3 separate regions of the Mus musculus genome follow, and regions 1 and 3 are each linked to region 2. A link is a loop called in an ENCODE intact Hi-C map of the cell type or tissue named here. Cell type or tissue: heart. All regions are shown on one strand. Each heading gives the region's core, and the rest is flanking DNA. Links, peaks and the distances in the headings are about the cores only.

Region 1 (7,079 bases), core at 1,391-6,390, 78 kb before region 2:
TAGCATTTTGGAATAGCACAGTATCCAATGGGTCATGACCCAGCAAGTACATCATGACTTGAGAGAAAAGCCATAAAAAAATTTAATGCTGTTCTTCTGTGGTTTCAATTGTGGTTTCCTAAGAGACCAGTCAGGACAACTGAGGTTGTACACTGGCTTTTTCTGTAGATGACTGGTGGGACTTGTGGTAATAGTGCAGAGGGTAGGATGAAGTAGGGTGTGTCTCGAGTCCTCAGGAAAAGGCATCTTCGACTTGAACAGTTGGAACTAAAACTGTCCACTTTGCATTTGTGCTGGCTCATAGTGAGGAAAGACAACAGGTCACAGCAAAAAAAAAAAAAAAAAAAAAAAAAAAAACCAAAAAAAAAAACAAAACCAATGCATGGAGTAGTAGTAGAAAAACAGTTCTGGGGTCCCCACTAGCTCACAGCCTGGCTGTGCTGTAATCTTTAAACACTTTCAAGGGCAGATATCCTGTGAATTTTAAGGTTTTACTTGCCCAGTATGCACCGAATACCCTAGCCTTTGCTGTTTTTTTTTTTTTTTTAAGTGAAAAGAATTAGGATTATGTGTGTGTTGTGGGTGTGTCTGCTTTCAATAGGCAAGACTTATTATTTCTTGTTACTTTTGCTGGAACTCTGGGGACTTTGGAAGCAGCTGACTAAGTCACCAGCAGGATTTCTGGGAAGTATAATTTTCAACTTTGTTTTCAGAAAAGTCTCTGAATGGCTACACTTTGGCTAGAAAGTTGACGTTCATAGCATCTCTGTGACAGCCAGAGTTTGAGTTCCTTCTCTTGTTAAGACAAGCTGGGATTTTTCATTGTTGTAGCAGATGGGCCTTTCCAGGAAGATGTTAGAAGCCAGGGAAGACCTATGTATGTGTACTGTGGCTGTAATCCCAGAATTCAGGAATACTTGTCAGGGACCCCGTCGCCAATTTAAAGATGGCAACCAGCCCTGGTAACCCTATCCAGAAATGGCTTGCTTGACCACCCTCTTCTGAGGCCTCCACATCAACATGTGTTCAAAGCCTGCTAGCTACATCCAGAGAGGTGACTGCAAAAGGAGCGGCAAGAGAAGCAGTTTTTATTTTTTTTTCCACTTGAGAACAAAGGAAATTACTCCTGTCTTTGTCCCTTTCTTGCCGTCTTTTTAATAACTAGGTTGAATTCCTGTATCTTCTGTCTTTTCCAGGAAGGACAGGTCTCCCCTTTGGATGGCTTATAAGGTTTTCATTGCTTTTTTGATAATGTTGTCTTGAAGGAAAACTCTTCCTCTGTGGCACAAGAATGAAATTGAAAACTTTCCCGGGTGTATTTGGGTGAGGGACTGGAAAGGAAAACACAAAAACAAAACAAAACAAAACAAAAAAAACCCACCCGTTTGCTCTACAAAAATGTAGCATGCTTATAACTGGGGGGCTGAGAAGTGTCCTGGGAGGTAGATCTGGACAGGGAAGTGAGAGTAATTATCCGCGCCTTTTCGGGACCAGGGGCTGCTGTGAAAGATGAAAGAAAAGGCGGGCCATTGGCTTCCTATCCAGGTGTTCCAGCGGTTCCCGAAGCGATGCCCTTAAAAGGGGCAGCCAAGTGGGGTGCGAAGCCACGGCGACGCCTGGCCCAAGGGCCTGGGGTGGCTGCTCCCAGGAATGTGAGGCATGCGGGGCGCCAGAGCCAACCATTGCGCGGGATGGGGGCGCCGCGCAGCCCGGGTTGCCGCCCCAGCCCGGGAGGCCGAGCGCGGGGGCCGAGGCCGGGGGAGCGGGCGCGGCCGGGCGGCCGGGCGGGCGGGAGGCGCGGGAGGGCTGGGCGCGGCACTAGGCGGTGCGCGGCTGCTTCCCCGCCCCCGGCCGGCGCGCTCTCGGGGCGGTGGTTGAGGCGGCGGGAGGTGGGGACGCGGCGGCGCTGCTCGTCCGCTGCCGCCGGCACCGCGCGCGAACTCCGGTCCATGGCACGCAGGGCGGCGGCCCCCGGAGCTGCTCGAGAGTCGCCGGCCGCGCGCGTCGCGCCGCACTTTTAGGGCGGGAGCCGCGAGCCAGTCCCCGGCCGCATCCTCCCTCCGCCTGCCCGGACAGGCGAGAGAGGGAGTTCCCGGAGCGCCGCGGCCCCGGTTGCCTCAGCTCCCCGCGCCCGAGATGATCTTCCCCAGCGGCAGCGGCCACCCCGGCGCTGCCGGCGGCTGCAGGACGCCCTACCGCAAGCAGGTGAGGCTGCCGCGCTCCCCAGGCCTGCGCCGAGCGCGCGGGGCGGTGACCCGGTTTCGGAAGGAGGCGGCGGGCGGAGAGATGCCCGGGGGGACCGGGACGGGGACTGGCGGAGAGGTGGGACGGGCAGGCGCGCGGCCAAGGGCTCCGGCGGCCCGCAACAAGTTTGGGGGTTTCCTGGAGACCTTTGTGTACAGAGGAACTGGGGATACGTCGGGGCAGTGCTTTGCATTGCACTAGGGGACCTCCAAGAAACCTGTCTGATTCATGGGGAACCCGGAAGACGTGTGTGTGTGTGTGTGTGTGTGTGTGTGTGTGTGTGTGTGTGTTCGCGCGCGCCACCCTTCTTATTTTAAAAAAAAAAAAAAAAAGACAAAAAAGAAAAGAAAAACAGGAACTTCTGTCACTTTCTCAAGGTTTTCAGAAACACAGGGAAATCCTGTGATAGAGATACTGGGATAAGCCTGAGTCATACACACGCCTTTTCCTATTCTAATTTTGTTTCATACATTTTCTAACAGATTGAACTCCAAAGGCACTTGAAAGGTTACATCCGAATCCCCTGCCTGGAAAAGGAGTGGAACTGGCAGGTTTTAGTTTCGGTCTTTTGTTTTTAACATCTTTGTTTTTGAAAGAAGGTTACTGAAGCCATGTTGTGATAAAAACCCCACAGCCTCTCAGCAGCAGCAATAACAACAACAAAAACCCTAGCTCTAAATTATGTTAAAAATGTGCAGGTCTGCTCAGAAAAGGTTAAACTCGTTTAGAGGTCAGTGACAGAATGCTTGTTGAAAAAGAAAAGGCAGCATTGCAGATCTTTTCCCTTCGTAATAAATCTCTAGTCTACACCCTCAGCCACAGAGACAGATCAATTAAGTTATCCCAGTAATGATAGCAGCAAAATGCACCCTTCCACGTAAACTGTGGTTCCATTAAGATCCAGATGTGTGGCACTGGAGCCTGCTGAGTTCTTTGTGGCGGTTTGCAGGATTATTGTTCCGGCTGTCCAGCATCAGCCCATCTGAAATGCTTCCTCGGGGTCACAAAGTACTATTTTCTATTTTACTTTCTTTGCCTCTTTTGTTTGTTAAAATTCCCCTTTAAAAGAAGTAAATAAATGTCCCTGGGTTTCAGTGCCCACGATGTCCAAGCCACAGCCTTTCTCCTGGATTAAGAAGTCCAATCTTTGGGTTACAAGTTTAAAATCTTTACTGACGACTTGGCTGAGATAGATATGCACAAGGTCAGGATTCACGGACGGGTATCTCGAAAACTCACTTCATGTGGCTTTATTTAAAATAAGTGCCCTCAGATGCTGTGTGCCAGCGTCAACTTCAGAAGTGAGGCCAATTTACACTAAAGTATTCTCCCAAGCCCTCCTCCCCCCACCCACCTCTCTCTACCTGAAAAGATGGCTAATTATGTTAGGGCCTTGTGTATTCATTTATTTGTTGTCAAAACCCAGCAGGGTGTTAGCTCTGAAATGGGAAAAGGCTCAGAGGGTGAGGCCTTTTGCTGAGAGAGGCTGGAGGTTTGGTTGTGGAGGGGGGCACAGCCTGCTGGCTGGAGCATGCTGATAAGATGCTCTTTTCACAAGCCTCTCCTTAGACTCAAAGACTAAAAGGGCTGACTGAATCAGAAAAACAAACAGACTTTCTTTTTTCTATAGGCAAAGAAAGAAATGAATGTGTAGGCATTATACAGACACAAGACCCTGGGTACCAGTGGTATTTGAGTCAAAGGTTTCTTTTGTTAGTATTTTGCCATTCACTGAAAAAGCACACTTGGAGCGCAGGGACCTGGTTACCGTGAGTGACTTCATGATCTCATCCTGGCTTAGCCTGAATGGGAAATCTAATTAATACTTCTTATAAGATGCTGTGATGCAAAGCTTTGCGCCTTTCAGTTCATAAATGCTTTCTTCAGTTTGCCGACAGAATTGGCAATTTTCAGGCATATAATGCAGTTTGATTTTCATCTAGAAATACACAATCAGCTGTTAGGGGCTGATTTCAGATAACTTCCTTGAGGAATAAAAAGGAGTGTGAGGGATACTTAAATCACCTTTGGAACGCCTACAAGTCAGAATCACTCTTAGTATAGACACACACAGAATCGTGGTAGCTAACGATCACCGAGCACCTTACTACCTGCTGGCTGGCATTTGGAATGTTTCTGTGGATTAACTGATTTCATCACATTGGCAGCGGCCCTGTGTGGTAGGTAATATTAGTCTCTACTTTACAGTGAACATTAAAGCATGGATTAAATAACTTGCCCAGAGTCCATACCACCCAGCGTGCAGAGGCAGGACTTGAATCCTGGCCACCAGGCCTTTGGGACCTCATACTCCAATGGCCTTTTCTGCCATGAACATCCCAGGAAACACCCATGTAGAAATCCTCCGTGCCGGTACCTCTGACTCCCTAGTTCTCCACCCACCCCGTATGTATGTGAGTGTAGGTTGGGAGAGAGAAGGTGAAGAAGGATGTTCAGAGTTTGATCTGAAGGATGAGTTGGTGGTATTTGGTGGGAACATTGATGTCAGCATTTTGCTCCGGTGAGCGATTGTTAGTCCCTTTTGCACTTTACATATGGAGGAGTCACCCAGTTTCTGTGGAAGCAGAGGTGGGCCTTGCTCATCCTTCTCTCCCCAAGGGCTGTAACCAGGGCACCTTGGATAAACAGGATTTTCCTGCATCACAAGCCTGTGGGCACATACATACACCTGCTCAGCTCAGGCCAGTGAGGTGAGTCTGAATACTCCAGTGACTCCTTGCTAGTCAGTGCTAGATAAAGGTTATTAGTTTTAAGTTTCTGAAGAAATGAGCACATCTTCTCACTGTGGGTTGTGACTTGCAAATATGATATTCCTTAAGTAGATACAGTCTGACTCTGTGAAACCAGCGTCCCCCAACGGAAATGAAACCATTAATCACGACGTTGGTAATTGTGAAAATATTTCATTGTGGCTTAAAAGGAACAGGAAGTGCCTCATACTTTAAAAGTCTTTACAGACTGAAAGTGGCTATTTCCAGTTTGATTTCAGGTTCTGTTTCTTGTCTTTTAAAAATCTTACTATCATTATTATCATTATTTTACACTTTTTTCATGTTTCCTTATTTCTTTCATGGCACTTCTTCCTTGCTTTAGTTGACTCAGTGATGTCACGTAGTATGAGTTTTGCAGATCGTGACACGTAGCCAGAGCCATTTTGGCTGAGAATGTTGCCCTAGTGGTCTGTCACAGGGTGTTGGAAGTAGGTGAACCAGTGATCAGAATTTCGGTGGGTCTGCCTCTCCTCAACTGATGGGCTTGCCTTCTCATAGGCGAGCTTAGCAAATCTTGCTCACTCTTGGCGAGCGAGGTACTTGCCACCCCAGTTTAAGTAGATTTACACAATTTGCTGCTTTCTTGAAGATTAACTGGGTGTAGCTGCACGTGAGGAATTCCAGTGATTCACTGTTTGGCCTTGTTTAGAAGATGACATAGAAAGCTGTTGATCACTCCTCGCCAAGCCGTTTCTGCTCACAGCCACTTGTGTTTAGTGGATCCTGTTTTGTAAAGTGTGTAGATTAAAGTTGGGTGGACGATGTTTTAAATTAATAGTGCCCAAGCCAATCCCAACCTTTTTTTTCCCCCCACAAAGGCAAATGTTTAGGCAGAGATTGGAGGCTTGCTTGGAGGAAGTAGCAAGTACAAAATTGGTTTGTGTAAATAAAGTTCCATCTCTTTTTTTATATTCTACTCTGTGCGTTTGTGATTTGGTAGTTTTTTTTTTTTAATCAAAAGCGGTGGGTTTCAGATGCCTACCCATAGGCTTTTGTGAAGTCTACACTCCCATGGAGGATGGGCACTGTTTCTGCTAGGTACGCCTTTTGGCATCTCACTAGATTTCCCATAGTTCACACTAGGTTTTGAATACATTTCTGGATTTTGTTTTCTCCTTCCTTCTTGACACAGACAGACAGACAGCTGTCAAGAGCACACCCCAGAGACTGTTAAAATTATTGCATTCTTGGCCTGTTTTCTTTGTGGGAGGGTCTCTGGGGATGTTTGTAATGTTCTCAGTGAGCAGTCAGTACTTAGGGCATATCCTTTCTTTTTTGTTGTGTTTAATCCCCACCCCACCCCCCACCGTATCAGTATAAGATGGAAAAGAGACTGGGAATGAAATGGGCAGTGAAATGAGATGGCCTGTGAGTGAAAGCCAGGTCTTTGAGGTCCAGGGCTGGGTCTACTACTAGAGAGAAAAAGGAAGACTCTGTCAAGAGCAGCTGAGCCTCCTGGCTGCTTCTTTTCCTAGGTGACTCTGGAAGACATGGAGTGTATCCCGTGGCCTGGTTTAGCTTGGGGAATTGAGGCACTGTAATTTATTGGTGTTTGTTTGTTCCATAAACGCCTTTGCTCCAGGGTTAACAGCTAGCCTATTGAACATTGAGTAAACTCAGAATCTCAGATAACCCTCTTTTTAAAGGTACAAGTGTCTCAAATATGTTGTGCTGTGTGTTTTTATTTGCTAAATCAAGCAATTCTATCTTAGGGAACCCAATTCACTTTTTAAAAACTAGTTATAAAACATGATTATAAAACAACTATTCTTGTTTTCTTTACCCCACTTAGAAATTTGCCTCTTAGCACATCCCTTAAGGCTGATGGAAATGCAGATCTCACCCTTTACCTCCTTCAGCCATTTTGGTCAGTGTTCCTTCTTCCTGCTCTCCATGTCACTTGGCTCCAGTCTACCTTTTCCAGGCCTCCTCACATCCCTGAGCCGGGGGTTGTGCTGAGTAAAGATAATTGTGCACACTCACAAGGCGGTTGTTGTTCATCCTTCTAAGGTGTTACTATTATTAATGTCCCCACAGAGCAGG
Region 2 (7,079 bases), core at 1,229-6,228:
GACTTACATGCTACTCAGTGAATGAGACTTTGAGATCAGTTCAGTGACATACACTTTAAAACACCCCTGGCTCTGTTTCCAGCATACGTTATTTCCCTCTAACATAGTAGTGTTGGGCAACACTGATTTGGCTCCCACGCATCTATGACTGTACCCTGAAGAGCTGCAGGACAGTCGTTTGTGAAATGGTGTTAGGTTGTGCGTGAACACTGGTGTGCTGTGTGCTCTTGAGAAGCTACCTCAGCTTGCTTGCCAGTTTGGAAAGAATTGGTTCTAAACTGTAATCAATCATAAACCCATGCAATAAGTCAAAGTCTCTGTAGTGCTTTTGTTTAGAAGAGACGCTCTACATTTTTCACAGACCATATGCCCCACCCACCCAATGGGCATCTTTGCTATTTTTAGCGAGATAATTTAATGTTCACTTTCTGTGTGCTTTTTATTTCTAGCCAACTGTGGTAGGAACAGTAGTGGGTTTCTTCAGGAAAGTTGATGAGCATAGTCTTAAGGTTAGTGAGAAGGTTTATCATTTCTAGAATCTCGAAGGGAATTGCCGATTTTATTTGAGTTTGAAGGGTGGATTAACCTTTTGAAGAAGCAGCATGGCGCTTTGTACCAGAGCCTCCGTGATATTGTCCCATCAGCTCACCTGCTGCAAGACAGCTGGGCTAGCTGCCCCTGAGAGAGAACATGTGACAAGGAGCTGGGTTCTGCTACATATCCCAGCCTGCAGACTCGGCTAAAGTCATTGACCTCCCTAGTTCAGAAACGTGAACTTGAAGGTCTCCTTTCTCTGTCTTCTGCATTCCCGAGCAAGCTGCTGGCTCTCCATAACAGACACCTGGGACTGCTTCTCTCAGAAGTTTAATTGAGCATTTAAGGCTCCTTCAGAGAAGCCATTTGTCTTAAATCTCTGCTGGCCTCTGGAAAGCCCGGCTCATCAGTCATCCATACTAATTTTTAAGCTTACAGCAAAGTTAAATTAAAAGGCATATCTCTCCTTGCTAATCCTAGGCATCAACTTTTTCATGAATCCTGCTAATAAAAATCTTGCTTTTTGCCGTTTCATTCTACAGTTGTTTTGACAAAATCGCCAGCCAAGAGTGTTCCCTTTCTCTGGAAGGCAGGCGACTCCAGGCCCTTCCCACTCTTGATTTCTGTCGTTCTCACATAGGTTTGCATGAAAACATCTGCTGGTCGTGGCTCTTCGTAGCCTGCTTGGGTTTCTGTGCTCCCCAAAGGCTGCCTTGTTCCACTTGACACTCACTCTGTATTTATGCCTTCTTTGTTCAGGATTCTGCACACAGGATTTTTATTTAGTACTAAGGTGAGTTTATACGGAAATTCCTCCTATCCCTCAAAGGATTGCTCCCTTCATAGTAGATCTGGCATCTTATACATTTTTCATAGGTCTTGTGTGGTGAAGGTCACACGGGGGCATGCTATGAATATTGGTGAGTTGCGTTCCTGATTTGATCTCTTCCTTCGTGCTACGCTTGTCTTTTCCTGTGATCATGATGCTGGCCTTCCGCACCAGGGCTTCAGTTGTATCTGACCTTCAGGTCCTGAGGTTGGTTCCCTTGCCTTCCGGAAACTCTGGCTTCTTGTCTAGCTGGGTACGGCACTGTGCTGTGTGAGTGCCACCCCTTGCAGCCAAACGGCACAAGCAGATGGGGCGGTTATCTGAGCTTGGCTCAAACAAATGAAATGGAAACTGAAATGCCCTTATATGTGCTTAATATTTTCATGTCCTAGACCAGTTTTCTGGAAACCATGAAAACTGTCAGCATGAAACATAAAGCCCTAGGAAATCTGTTTGAACTTGATTGCCTAGTTTAAATTTTTCATATCTTGTATCTCATTTTTGGATCCTTATTCTTTCTTTTATTAAATAGAGAAAATGTTACCAGTTGACTTCTTCATGGTAGTGGGGATTCAGAAAGAACATGGGTAAATCACTCCTCCTGTGTTACTTGTTAGGCCTTGTTCATTACCAAACCTTTCTGTTAAATGGGACGCCACTTCTGCTTCCCTTCCCTTCCTCTGTCCAACCACACCGTTCAGTAAGCTAAAGCATAGATTAGGAAATCCCTTTTCCTGAGGAGCCCTTGACAAAATAAAGCAAGAGAAAGAGTAGCTAGAAAACCCTGTCCTCGGAGTCACCTGTGTGCCTGTCGGGGTAGGGGTGAGGTTATGGTTGTGTGGGGGCGGGTAGGGGTGTGAGTTTATCACAATAGATGTAGCATATAACGCATGCAGGAGGAACATACATTTGTGTTTGTGTATTAGAGCTTTTTCTATTTTCCCCTCACAATTCCAAAATAACAACAAGCGGGGACTGACAGATAGTCCCCGTATTTTAGTTCCCATGAAATAGATCCATGAATGATTCCTTTGAGACTTTAAAGGCCAGTTGTACTTCCTCTCACCGACATATATTATTGGGCATCTGATCTCAAGGTAGACCATGTGACCTCTCTCTGAATGTCATCAGCACCCATCCTAGAGACGTGAGCAGTGGCAGTCTGCCCTTTCTCCATCTAAAGCATGCAAACTCAAAGTGGAATTGCTTTGAACCTCTCCGTGCTCGATGACCCAAGTTTCTGTAATTGTCAACATGCGTGGCCTTTCAACTCCAAAGCAAACTTCCTGCCCTGTGTGTTTTCAGCTTGCTAGCTGTGTAACCCCGAGTAGACTCACTCTGCTCCTGAGTTTCACGTGTACAAAGTAGAATCAAAAAACCACCTAATCAGAGGTTGCCGTGAGGATTAAATTATGAGACAATCACTCAGCAGTCTGTGCACAAAAAATAAGAGCTTATTAATATGACGTATGCCTTTGATCTCACTAAGTCATCAGCTTCTAATGTTTTTTCCCTTAGTTTATCCTCATTTCATGCTGTCTGTCCATCTTGCTGTCTGTCACCACTTACATCTTGTTCTTAATGGGCACTCCTGAGTTTGAACATGAGCCATCCTCCTGTATTCATGAGCAATAGTTGGCTGTTTCAGATGCATCTTTTTCTGTTAGCATTATGAACACATTGTTTTTTGAATATGCCCATTGCCTATTTATAGTAATAAATAAGCAATAAGTGGTGCTTTAAGAATGTCCTAGTGTATTCCAAGTCTAGTACGAGCACTGCCAGTATTTAAACCTTGGAAATGCCAAGTGTTAAGGTAACATTTCAACCATGGTCGCCATCTGTTGGTGGTGGCTGGTGTAGACTCCCATTTCCTAAGCTCCTAACTGGGACGAGGGGAAGGATAGTAGGGAAGGAAGGGGACAAGAGTATGCTCACCTTTGCACATACAGAGTGCTCACATCCTGTAAGGCGATGACTGCCACATAGACCTGGGGCTTTAGGTGATTTGAATTTTGTCACCTGTGCTCTGATCCTAGCAGTCTGTAGCTTTGGTGATTAAGCAAAATCCAAAGGAAAGGGGTGGGGGACGATTTTGAAAGGAGAAGCTCCGGGGACAGCAGATACTTCTTTAATTAAAACTAAAGTGTGTTTGGTTTTATTCATAAGCAGGGATGGTGGAGAGAGAAGTAAAGCTATATTGCAAACCGGAGAAGCTTCAGTACCCGCGGAGCAGTTCTTCAGCCACGTCCGCAGGAGCGCGAGGGCCCAAATGTGAAATCTGACTTGTGATCCTCTCCCTTTGAAATTCTAATTATTCTGTAGTCACGTCTCTTAATTACGCTTTATCCTTTTCCTGCCAGCCTTCCTCTGGAGTGGATTAGCTTCTCTTAGCAAGAGTATTATAACCAGGGAGAGTGAGGGCTGTGGTCTGAGCCTGGTTACTTTGAAGTTGGATAAAACCTGAAGAGTCAGTGTAGACACACTGGCTTCGCCACAGCCCTACACCTTACACACTACATTCCTGGGTGTGTCCCGCATGGTGTTCTCAGAGTGTGCATTTATCCAGTACCGTGTACATCTCTCTTCCTTAATAATTTTTTTTAAATTGCAAATGGGAACAAAGGTAGCTTAAAGTGTTTATTCCTCTATGGATTTGTACCCAAACATCTGTTAATCTTGTGGCCTCTGGTGATTGACAGTAGATTTAGATTAGGTTCTAATTACCTGTAACATACCCCACCCCCGTCACCCTCACCACCCCAGTTATTAAGTCTTATTGCAAGGAAAGCTGTCAGGGCAATGGTGAGCATGTGGCACTGTGCTCTGAGCGTAGCTTCTGAGTGGACAACATGGAGATGTTTAATGAAAGCGAAACCGGTTAACACCCCTCAGTGGCTCCAGATAATCACCTCACCGTGTGCAGGAGCCAGCAGACCGTAACTCCGCAGACAGTGAAAACCCTCCGTAACTTTCTGAGAAATCAGTCTTTCGGTCTTAGCTCGTGAGCTGATGGAAGCCACCAATGGAAAGTAAAACTGGCAAATTTCAGAAATGCCTTCTCTGTTCCTTTGCTCTTTGTCAGTCTCGAACTGTGTGTTTGTTTCATTTGAAAAGTAAACACTGCTCACTCAGCCTTGGGGGGAGGGGGGGAACGAGAGTCAGGGGGGGAGGGGGGGACGAGAGTCAGTACTGAGATGGAGGAGACTGTCTGATCCTGCCAACTCCTGTCATAGCTGAGCTTACGAAGGACAAACTGCTTCTCACAATCACTTCATAGACAGGTTGCAGTGAAAACTTAAAGACATTTTTTGTGAACTTTGGAAATTTAGGCAAACTCGTAGGCTTAAACCATGATCTTGACTGTTTTTTACCCTTCACAAAAAATGGGGGTAGGAATCAATTTTGAAACTAAATAAAACACAACATATATAACACGTCACGCATAACCTTACTGTTTCTCGTGACATGGCTTGAAGAGCATAAGCAGGGACTTTGGCAACTGTAACCCCCTTTATTATTTCCTCGGTGAATCAGTGAGACAATTAGGGCTGGCTTCTGGGAAAGAAAGATTTGCACAGGTCCTCTGGGATCAAGGTGGGTAAGCTGAGGTAATGGGCAGGTGGCCAGGACATGTCTAACAGGGTGCGTGAGGGAGATTGATGCAGCAGATGGGTCCTCTTAGAAGGACCAGTGGCGTGGAGGCTGGGGGACTTTTTAGTGCTGTTTAAATAAGTCTAGACAGTATAGGGAATTTTGGAAGCATCAGAGACAAAACTCAGCAGGGTTACCGTCTGCCTTCAGAGTTGACACAGTCCCTGGTAACCTGAGCTTGGCAGGAACAGGAGAGTAAAGTGCTATTGAATAAAGATACAAGAAGGAGATGGAACATGTGTTTGGGATGCTTTTTAGACAGTGGTGGGCACGAGACAATTTCTAACCAATACTTGATATCCTTGGTGTGTATTCTCAAAAGATAGGAAAGAGAAATAGCATTAGTTACAGCCACATCTCTGGATAAGTATCTAAATAAAGATGGTCAGGGGTCAACTATTAAATTAAAGGAAGGAGTAAAGACGAAGAATGGACCAGGCACCCCTGAACAGACCACGGGAATGGAATGGGAAGCGCCTCTGTGGATACCATCTCCCACAGTGAGGAGAAACACAGATAGCATAGGTGCGAGGGTGAGCGTCAATGTCACAGGCGGCAGAGAAGGAAGAGCTCAGGGATGTGGTGTGGCCAGCATGTCACCTCTCCACTTCCCTACACCTTTGCCATCACAAAGTGTTCAGAGCAGCAGCGGAGGACACAGTGCCAACCCCTGACCTCCTGAACATCCTATTCTCTAGTTGACAAAGAACAGTGGGTTCTTAGAGACCTCAGGCATAGTATCATCCCTTCAGTGACTGTGCCCTTACTCAAAGCTGGGGTCATACAAGCCCTTCCTGCTTTTGGAAGTGTGCGACAGAATCTAAGAAATGCTTCCGTTGACGACTGCCCATGGGGGTGAATGCTGGGAATAGGGAAGCCCATGACCTTGGAAAAGGATCGACTGCCGAAGGGCCATCGTTATGTCTGGCTTTCTTTGTTTTTAGCTTCTGTGCTTCCTTTACATCTGTTTCTGTAAACCCAGCGATCCGTAGTGATGTCGTTAGGAGTGCTCAGGGTTTCTTTGGGGAATTGAAGGTGTTTGCGCTGCTGTCTCTTGGATGTAATTATCATTTGAACCTTACATTATCCTTACTTTTCATGCCTAGTTAGAACTCACTTGACTACGTGATTATACAGAGTGGAAGGAGGGGACTTAAATGGACAAGAGAGGTGGCTCGCGCCATTTGGTTCTTTCGGACAAATGTATGTCAGCTGCTTTCACATACAAGCATAAGTACCGAATGTTCAGAGCGGCATAAAATGTAGTGGAGAACTCTTTGATTGCCTAACACACTTAAGACACTTGAGGTTCTCTTCTTCCTCGGGACCTCAGTGTACTTGTGACACACTTGACAAGTGCTCAGCCACCCAGCTCCCTCCTCAGCTAGAAGACTCACTTTTTTTAATCCTCAAAAGGTAATCATGAGAAAGGCAGAAAAGAACATGTCTTAAAACGTATAAATTAAGCACCAGGGAAAATGGAATTGTAGAACTTTGTATGCAGATGTGAGGAAATTTTGGCCCCGGATTCAGGAAGGATCGCCTGCACAGTCCTCCAAAGTTTTCCCTGATTTTAAAATTGTAAATACTAGATTTCAGAGTGCCCTGAGTGTTTGGAAATCAAGTACGGGTTGTAGCGCTTTTCCTCAGGGTTTGCACTGAGGGGAGGTGGGGCTATTCTGTCTGCGTTTGTAAATGATATTTAATCTGTAGCAGGAGCGCACTAAATCAGAACATTGTGCATTTTTCCCTCTCCCCAGTTTCTGTGACACCTTAAGGGATTTAACGCCATTTCTCATGAACACAATCATATAACTAGTGACGAGTCCCAGTTGGCTGTCCCGTAGTCTCCACAGCCCATCTCATACACACACACATGCTCACACTTGCCACCTGAACAGTTATTGCTGAGTTAGATTTAATTTTTTAATTTTCCATTTGTTTTGAGAATTTTTTTCTTTTTTTTTTTTTTCTTTTTTTTCGAGACAGGGTTTCTCTGTATAGCCCTGGCTGTCCTGGGACTCACTTTGTAGACCAGGCTGGCCTCGAACTCAGAAATCCG
Region 3 (7,079 bases), core at 812-5,811, 490 kb before region 2:
TCATGTTTATACATAGTTATGTTCGTAGATAGTAGAGGGACTACTCATCATACCAACTGTCATGGCCCAAAGTACAGAGACAGAAGTTACACAGTAGTATGGAAGTATTCTATGATGAAAGGATAAACAAGCTAGTTCATGGAAAATACTTCCTGTCTCCAAATTTACAAACAGTAAGCAGATAATTTGTTTCATATCATGGCAGATCAAAAGGGAATTCTCTCCTGTCAGAAATATATTTGATAACAAAGTTTATACAGTTAGGAATGCACTGTGGGAATACAAGCATTTACAAAGAGTTCTTGTGTATGAAGTCACACTATTTATCCATCCAAATAGATCAGAATGTCTCAGAGGCCACAATGGCCTTCAACAATTCTTCCAATGCCAACAACACTCTGTGTGTGTGTATGTGTGTGTGTGTGTGTGTGTGTGTGTGTGTGTAAATTTTCCTTAGAAACCAAGAAAATTTCTATAAAAATTTAGAAGAAACTGAAATATAAATAATAACAAAGCTCTACTCTGAGGTAAAAAGCAACAGGAACTATTTTTTTGGATGTCCAAGAACAATAATTTATTAAGAGAAAATTTTAAGCTAGAAATAATGAATTTGGGACAAATGAGACAATTCAATATGTAAAAGATTGACCATCTCAATTAGATCCCTAGTACCTACACGGCAGAAGAACTGCACACTCCCCAAGCTACCATTTGACTTCCACATATGTGCCATGCCGTGCACACATTTCTACAAGCAAATACAATGAAAATAAAAACTGTTAAACAATAAACATGCTTTTGGATAATTTGATAATCCAATTAATGAGGAAATAAACACAAAGAGAAATTTAATTTCTTACTGTTTTATATGAAATATTGATGCTGGAAAGATAAAAACTCATCATGAGCTGCCATAATGAAGCCGTTTATGAGAAGCTCATTAATGAATGTCATCAATTTAAAAATTCTATAAGACTAGCAATTATCCACGACACCTTGAAATGTCCTGAAATTTTTGGTTTTATAATGGAAGAAGTGTAATAGAAGGATTTCTAATGGTCTTAATTTATATGACAGGACCAACGTGTTGTGCAGCAAAAAGAGATCTCTAATCTTACTGATATATTTTTTAAAAAATCCATCAAACTAGAATAAGCACATACATATTCTCTTAAGTGAAAAGGTGATAGAAAGTTGCAGAAAATGATGTGGCTGCATGCAACAGACATTACATATATCAACATTATTCTCTATTCTCTTCAGATACACCTTCAGATAAAATACAGTTGAAGAGTCTATGTCGGGTGGCTCAGTCAGTGAAGTATTGGTCACATAAGCCCAAGGATCTGAGCTCAGCACAAAGGAAAGCTGGTGTAGAACTGCAGTCCCAGGGCTGGGGAGGTGGAGAGAGGAGGATCCATAGAGCTTGCTTGATATCTAGTCTAGCTGAACCTGAACTTCAGGTTCACTGAGAATCTGCCTGGGGCGATGCAGGAAGTCCATGCACACCTGTGCACACACATACCACTGAGGAGAGAGAGAGAGAGAGAGAGAGAGGGGGGGGGGAAGGGGAAAGGAGAGGGGGAGAGGGGATGGAGTAGGGGAAGGGAAGGAGAGTGGGAGGAGGAGAATGAATGAGAAGTGACCTCCATATTTTATGAGAATCATTATGGGTTGAGCAGGACCAAACCTCCTCTGTGAACTCACCTTTCTGTGTCACAGTCTCTCAGTTCCTCAAGCATCTCTACCTGAAACACCTAAGCTGGTTCTGCCTCTGGAAATCCTCAAACTTAGTGTTTCCTCTGCTCTCAACTGTCTCCTAGGTCCCTCTGCTATTGTTTAGGTTTCAACTCAGTGGTACCTCCATAGTACAGCCTGTCCCAGCCACTGTCGCAAAGAAGTGTCTCTACTCTCCTCCTACTTTGTGGTCTTTTATTTATGTGGCCTTTTCCTTGGCAAAGTCTTCCTGTGTAGGCCTGGGTGGTGTGGAGTTTCCTATGTAGACTAGGCTAACCTCCACCTCACAGAGTTGCACCTGCCTCTGCTTCCTGAACACTGGGGTTAAAGGTGTGCACAGCCACACACACCTTTTGTGTTGGTTTCTCATTGATTTTCTACTTCATTTTCAGAACAGGAAAGGAAGCTCTCTGTAGGTGGGGCTTCTGTGTCATTATGACCTGTTGTATTCTGAGCAGAGCCTGGTCCTTTGTAAGCAATCAATACAGATTTGTGGGACAAATTCAAACGAGACTTTTCACCACCACTGGCTTTGGGCCAGTGATGGAGCAATGGCTTTTAAAAAAAAAGAAATCTGGGCGATTGTGATCTTAACCTTGGAATGGAACATCCAGCCCAGCGATTAATCAAATGTGAGAACAGGAAAGGACGTTTCCTGACATGCTGGAACCAGAACCTGTATTTCTCTTATCTCTTCCTTGAGAAGCTGAGATGTTTCCACTTAAAAGAAGGACTGAAAGGAGCGACAGAGAGATGCAGGGATCTAGAAAGCACTGCGGTACAGGAAGCAGACAGCTCAGCCAAAGGACTTGGGGAGTGGGCGCGGGGGTGTACGTCCATCGGGAAAAGGAGTGGCTGATAAGACAGGTCATTTGAAAACAAAACATCAACAAAAACAACAACAAAACCAAGGTAAACACGTGGAAGGTAGACTATTTAGAAGTGTTGATTTCAGAATCACAAAATGTGATTGAAAATGCATTGTGTGGAGAAAATGGGTTGCTGGGGTGAAATCTCCGCTTAGCATAAGAAGAAGTTAATGTCTAAAATCAACAGTTAGGGACTAGCAGTTTATGTCTATAATTTGAAAATAGAAAGGTCGGCTTGCGTAACTCCTGTGAACTAGCTGAGAGAATTATGGACAGTGAGCTCTGGTGGGTTGAGCCATAGAGTGGAGAGAATGGAGTTAGGCAGTTGGCTAGTTTTCTTCTCAGTCTTTCAGGGTCGTCCTGCCATATGACTGGTGAAAAGCCATTGGGCTTTCGCTGTCTCCATCCTCCCTCCAAATGGAGAAGCTGAATAGCTTTCCGTCTGCCTCACGGATGACACTAGGTCTGTGATAAGCCTTAAAGGTTTAAAAGACAAATGGTATAATGCACTTCACAGTGATGGCTTAGAAATTATATAGTTATACTGGGGGTGGGGACAGGGTAGGAGAGAGAGGGGACAGAGAGGGAGGGAGAGAGAGAGGAAAAAGCACAGTTAAGAGAGCCAGTGAAAAAGATGTGTCTGGGAATTATTGGTAGATTTGGACCACAAGAAGCTTAAATTCTTCTACTAGAATTCCCAATTGGCCTACAGCAGGGATGCTCATGGGAAGATAAAAATTATGCCTGAGGTGGAAGACTTCGGGAAAAGTCTTTTAAATATTAACCAGGCTCTTTGAAGTGAATTTGGAAATATTGAAAACTAACTAACAAAGAACGTACTTTTGAGAGCAGTGGTTTAGACAAGGGTAGAAATGACTTTTATTTTCATAATGGATTCTGAAAGCAAATAGACATTTTTTTAAATAAAATATGAAAAGATGATAGTTTAGTTTTGTGTTTCTGATGGCAGAGAGAAACACAATAAGAAAAATAACCCTACTAAACAACAACTTTCAACTTCCATCAGAGCCAAAGAGGACTTGAAATGTAAACGTTTTGACATTCGTAAAATGAAGCATCTTTTGTTATTTGATATCACCGTAAATAGTACCCCATTCCTAACTCAACAGTTGTTCTTAATACAATACAAAGTTGCTTCATTTTTGCTGTTATTGGGCAACTCGGACAGGGTGATTCAACAAGTCCTTGCTGACTAACTTTACCCACGGGAGTGGATTAAACTGACCTTATTCTCAGTGGGTGAGGAGCCTGTTCCCAAGGCATATAAAAGCAGGCGAGTGTCTGCCAAACCCTACTTCCTTCCTGAGTCATTTTAGATATAAACATCCTTGGCTGCAGCTAGAGAGGGGATGAGAAATGGATTTGAAAGATAAATGGGGCAAGAAGATAAAAAAGAAATTACAGCTGCTATTTTAGTGAGTGGTAAAAAGTGAATATTACCTTACTTTTCTGTTTTATGGTTGAGAAAGAGCAAATAGGAAATGCCTTCTAGATAGGCCGAGGGAGGGTCTCCTGGGGACTGTTACCAGTTATCTTCTGGATAAGGCAGTTCTGGGAAAGGAATGCAGGCCTGGTGCCACAGCCAGTCAAAACAGAATACAACTAAACAAACAAACACAGTGTCTGCATATTGCCAGAGTTTAGGATCCTGGATGTGATGGAAACTTTCTGGCTAACATGTCTCCATTTTGCTCACCTCTCCTCACTCCTGTCCCCCTGTCTGCACGGCAGGAACCAGTCCTCCAGACTCCACCTTTTGATTGCAAGCCCTGGATGTGAGATAGGGCCTTTTCTTCTTTTTCCTGTAAACTGTGGTTTCGTGGAGAATTAGTTCCCTTTGGCTGTGAGGCTCTAATAAAGGGAATTTGAAGCTGTATTGGAGCCTTTCTTCTGGCCTGTGAAAGACAGCTGATTTGAGACCATAAAAACCAAACAAGAATACTGAGAAATCTCAGAGTGGCTGCGTCTGTATCCCTGCGTTTGTATCCTTTCATAGGCTGTTGTGTTTTAGGTTTACCTCATTACCCCACAACCCCCTTTAACTTAAAATGGCTTCAATTAGGTCTCAGATTAGGATGCAAAGCTGCATCCTGCCTGAAGATAGGGTAATGAGAGGGAAGGAGTCAGTGGCCGCTTTTAAGATGCTCTGACACTTGTCAGGGGACATTATATAATGGGAGCCTTGGCTTTCTCTTGTGACTTGCTGCTAGCTGCTGAAAAATAAATGGTTACACCAGGAGACATAAAAAGAAATATTACACACACACACACACACACACACACACACACACACACACACACACACGTAGTTTATATATAGTGTAGATATTCCAAAGAAAACTGTATACTAAGATGCACAATTTGATGAGTTTGAAGGTATTAGGTCACCTATGAACTATCACCAAATTAAAATTAACAAGCATGTCTACCTCTCTCAGAAGACTTCTTGTAGCTTTCACAGTTTCTCCGCTTACCTCCTAACTCACCCCAGTCCCCAGCTAGACAATGAACTGCCTTCATATAAATAAAATTATCTTATTTGTTTTCCCTTACTACTTTTTAAAAAATATTTTATTAGGTATTTTCCTCATTTACATTTCCAATGCTATCCCAAAAGTCCCCCCCCCACTCCCCTACCCACCCACTCCTACTTTTTGGCCCTGTACTGGGGCATATAAAGTTTGCAAGTCCAATGGGCCTCTCTTTGCAGTGATGGCCGACTATGCCATCTTTTGATACATATGCAGCTAGAGTCAAGAGCTCCGGGGTACTGGTTAGTTCATAATGTTGTTCCACCTATAGGGTTGCAGACCCCTTTAGCTCCTTGGGTACTTTCTCTAGCTCCTCCATTGGGGCCCTGTGATCCATCCAATAGCTGACTGTGAGCATCCACTTCTGTGTTTGCTAGGCCTGGCATAGTCTCACAAGAGACAGCCATATCTGGGTCCTTTTAGCAAAATCTTGCTAGTATATGCAATGGTGTCAGCATTTTTTCCCTTACTACTTATTGATTTAGGGTATAGATTTTTTTTTAAGCAACAGAATTATATGATTCATTCATGACGGATATATCCACTGTCTCTGTCTCTTTGTCTGTCTCTGTGACCCTCTCTCTCTTTACCTCCACTCCATTGTCTGGTATTTTATGAAACACAATGATTTTTTTTTAATCTATTTACTACTTAAAAACATTCAGATTATTTACAATAAAGAGTGTTAACAAAAAGTTGCTGTGACATTTCTGCATGCTTTGGGGATGTGCTTTCATTTCTCCTGGATACATATGTAGCCATGGAGACAATGAGCCTTAGAGGTTAGGTTTGAAGTTGGTTTTGATTTTGCTTAGTTTTTTTTTTTTTCTAGCAGCAGAGTATTGAAGTCTCCTCCTCCCCAGCATTTGACATTGTCCACTTTTCTGTTCAGCATCTAGGATGACACCATGTGCCTCTGATTTTCGCTTTAAGTACTAATGATCTTGAACAGTGTCTCATGCTTGTCTGCTATTCTGACACCTTCTTTGAAGGTGACTTATCTGTTTAAACCTTCAAATGTGGATGGTTCTTTAAGAACTTAAAATAGTTTTCCTTAGATATAGCTTTCACACAATAAATTCACTCATCGTCAATCTACAGATCAACTGTTGTGACATTCTCACATAGCTGTAACTACAGCACCACAATTAATTTTAGCACAGCATCTCTATCAGGTCCAAAGGTTTTCTCTTATACATTTTTAGTCAGTTTCCATTCTTATCTCTATCCCATGCACACACACATTTTCTTTCTGTTTCTGCAGATTTGTCTACACAAGGCTATGGCTCTGATCCAGTGCTGTTTCAACCCCATTCCAGCCTCTCCATCTGAGATCCTTCACCCTGCTCTCTGGGGGTCATCATTATTCATGATCAGTAAGATTTTTCTCCATGCCCACTAACTCTTCTGCCTTCTTTAAAACCTTCCTCTGTCCTTAGGAGACACCTTATCCTATGGCCCTTTCTGATCAGCATTACACCCACCCACATATGTGCACAGGCACACCATACTAGTCCATTAAGGTTAGGAGGTAAACTTGGTGGTGTGTCATCTATGTCACTCTCTTTGCTTCACCTAGGCTTCCCCTACTTTGATAACAAACAAAATGAGATTTGGATCATTTGACCTTCCCAGTCTTCTACTGTGTACTGTAATACCCTTCATCTTCTGTATTAACTGAATGCCCACCTCATGCAACTTCTTTGCTCCTGATTCCACCCAACTCCCCAATGTCTGCCTTCTCCATCACTCTCTGGTCACTTCTTCCAAAACCACACTCTGTCACTTGTCGCCACCTCTGAAATTACCTTTTCGAACATTCCTCTTGCTGACAAGTTCCCAACCTTCCAGCTTGTTTGGTAAAGTACCTTTTCCTCAAGTGTTCTTTCCCCTCTTCAGGACTTCCCAAACATCACTCAGC

What was found. A loop is a pair of places that touch in the nucleus more often than their neighbours do. Peaks named below come from ENCODE experiments on the same cell type or tissue, not always from the same donor. Only the 100,000 strongest peaks of a DNase experiment are listed, where the experiment ranks them.
Region 1: a loop joins it to region 2, with 3 times the contacts of the local background. A loop is called at or near these places in 11 of 42 quality-filtered maps.
Region 3: a loop joins it to region 2, with 2.1 times the contacts of the local background. A loop is called at or near these places in 2 of 42 quality-filtered maps.

What each region holds. Positions count from the first base shown.
Region 1 is chr2:60,876,244-60,883,322 of GRCm38, reverse strand. Rbms1 (RNA binding motif, single stranded interacting protein 1) reads left to right here and starts at 1,885. Exons shown (of 14, transcript NM_001141931.1): 1 at 1,885-2,205. The coding sequence starts at 2,137. LOC108168762 (a long non-coding RNA gene) reads left to right here. Exons shown (of 2, transcript XR_003953832.1): 2 at 1-357. In heart, for the core only: a CTCF peak has its summit at 2,210; a DNase peak (open chromatin) is centred at 1,872; H3K4me3 peaks cover 2,849 bases; H3K27ac peaks cover 2,863 bases.
Region 2 is chr2:60,798,555-60,805,633 of GRCm38, reverse strand. The region is part of intron 2 of Rbms1 (RNA binding motif, single stranded interacting protein 1); the gene reads left to right. Among named protein-coding and RNA genes, the nearest start is that of Rbms1, 79 kb to the left of the region's middle. In heart, for the core only: a CTCF peak has its summit at 3,203 (motif pointing left); no DNase peak of the experiment used is centred there; H3K4me3 peaks cover 634 bases; H3K27ac peaks cover 493 bases.
Region 3 is chr2:61,292,567-61,299,645 of GRCm38, reverse strand. No RefSeq gene overlaps it. Among named protein-coding and RNA genes, the nearest start is that of Gm26422, 16 kb to the right of the region's middle. In heart, for the core only: no CTCF peak of the experiment used is centred there; DNase peaks (open chromatin) are centred at 3,895 and 4,235; H3K27ac peaks cover 899 bases.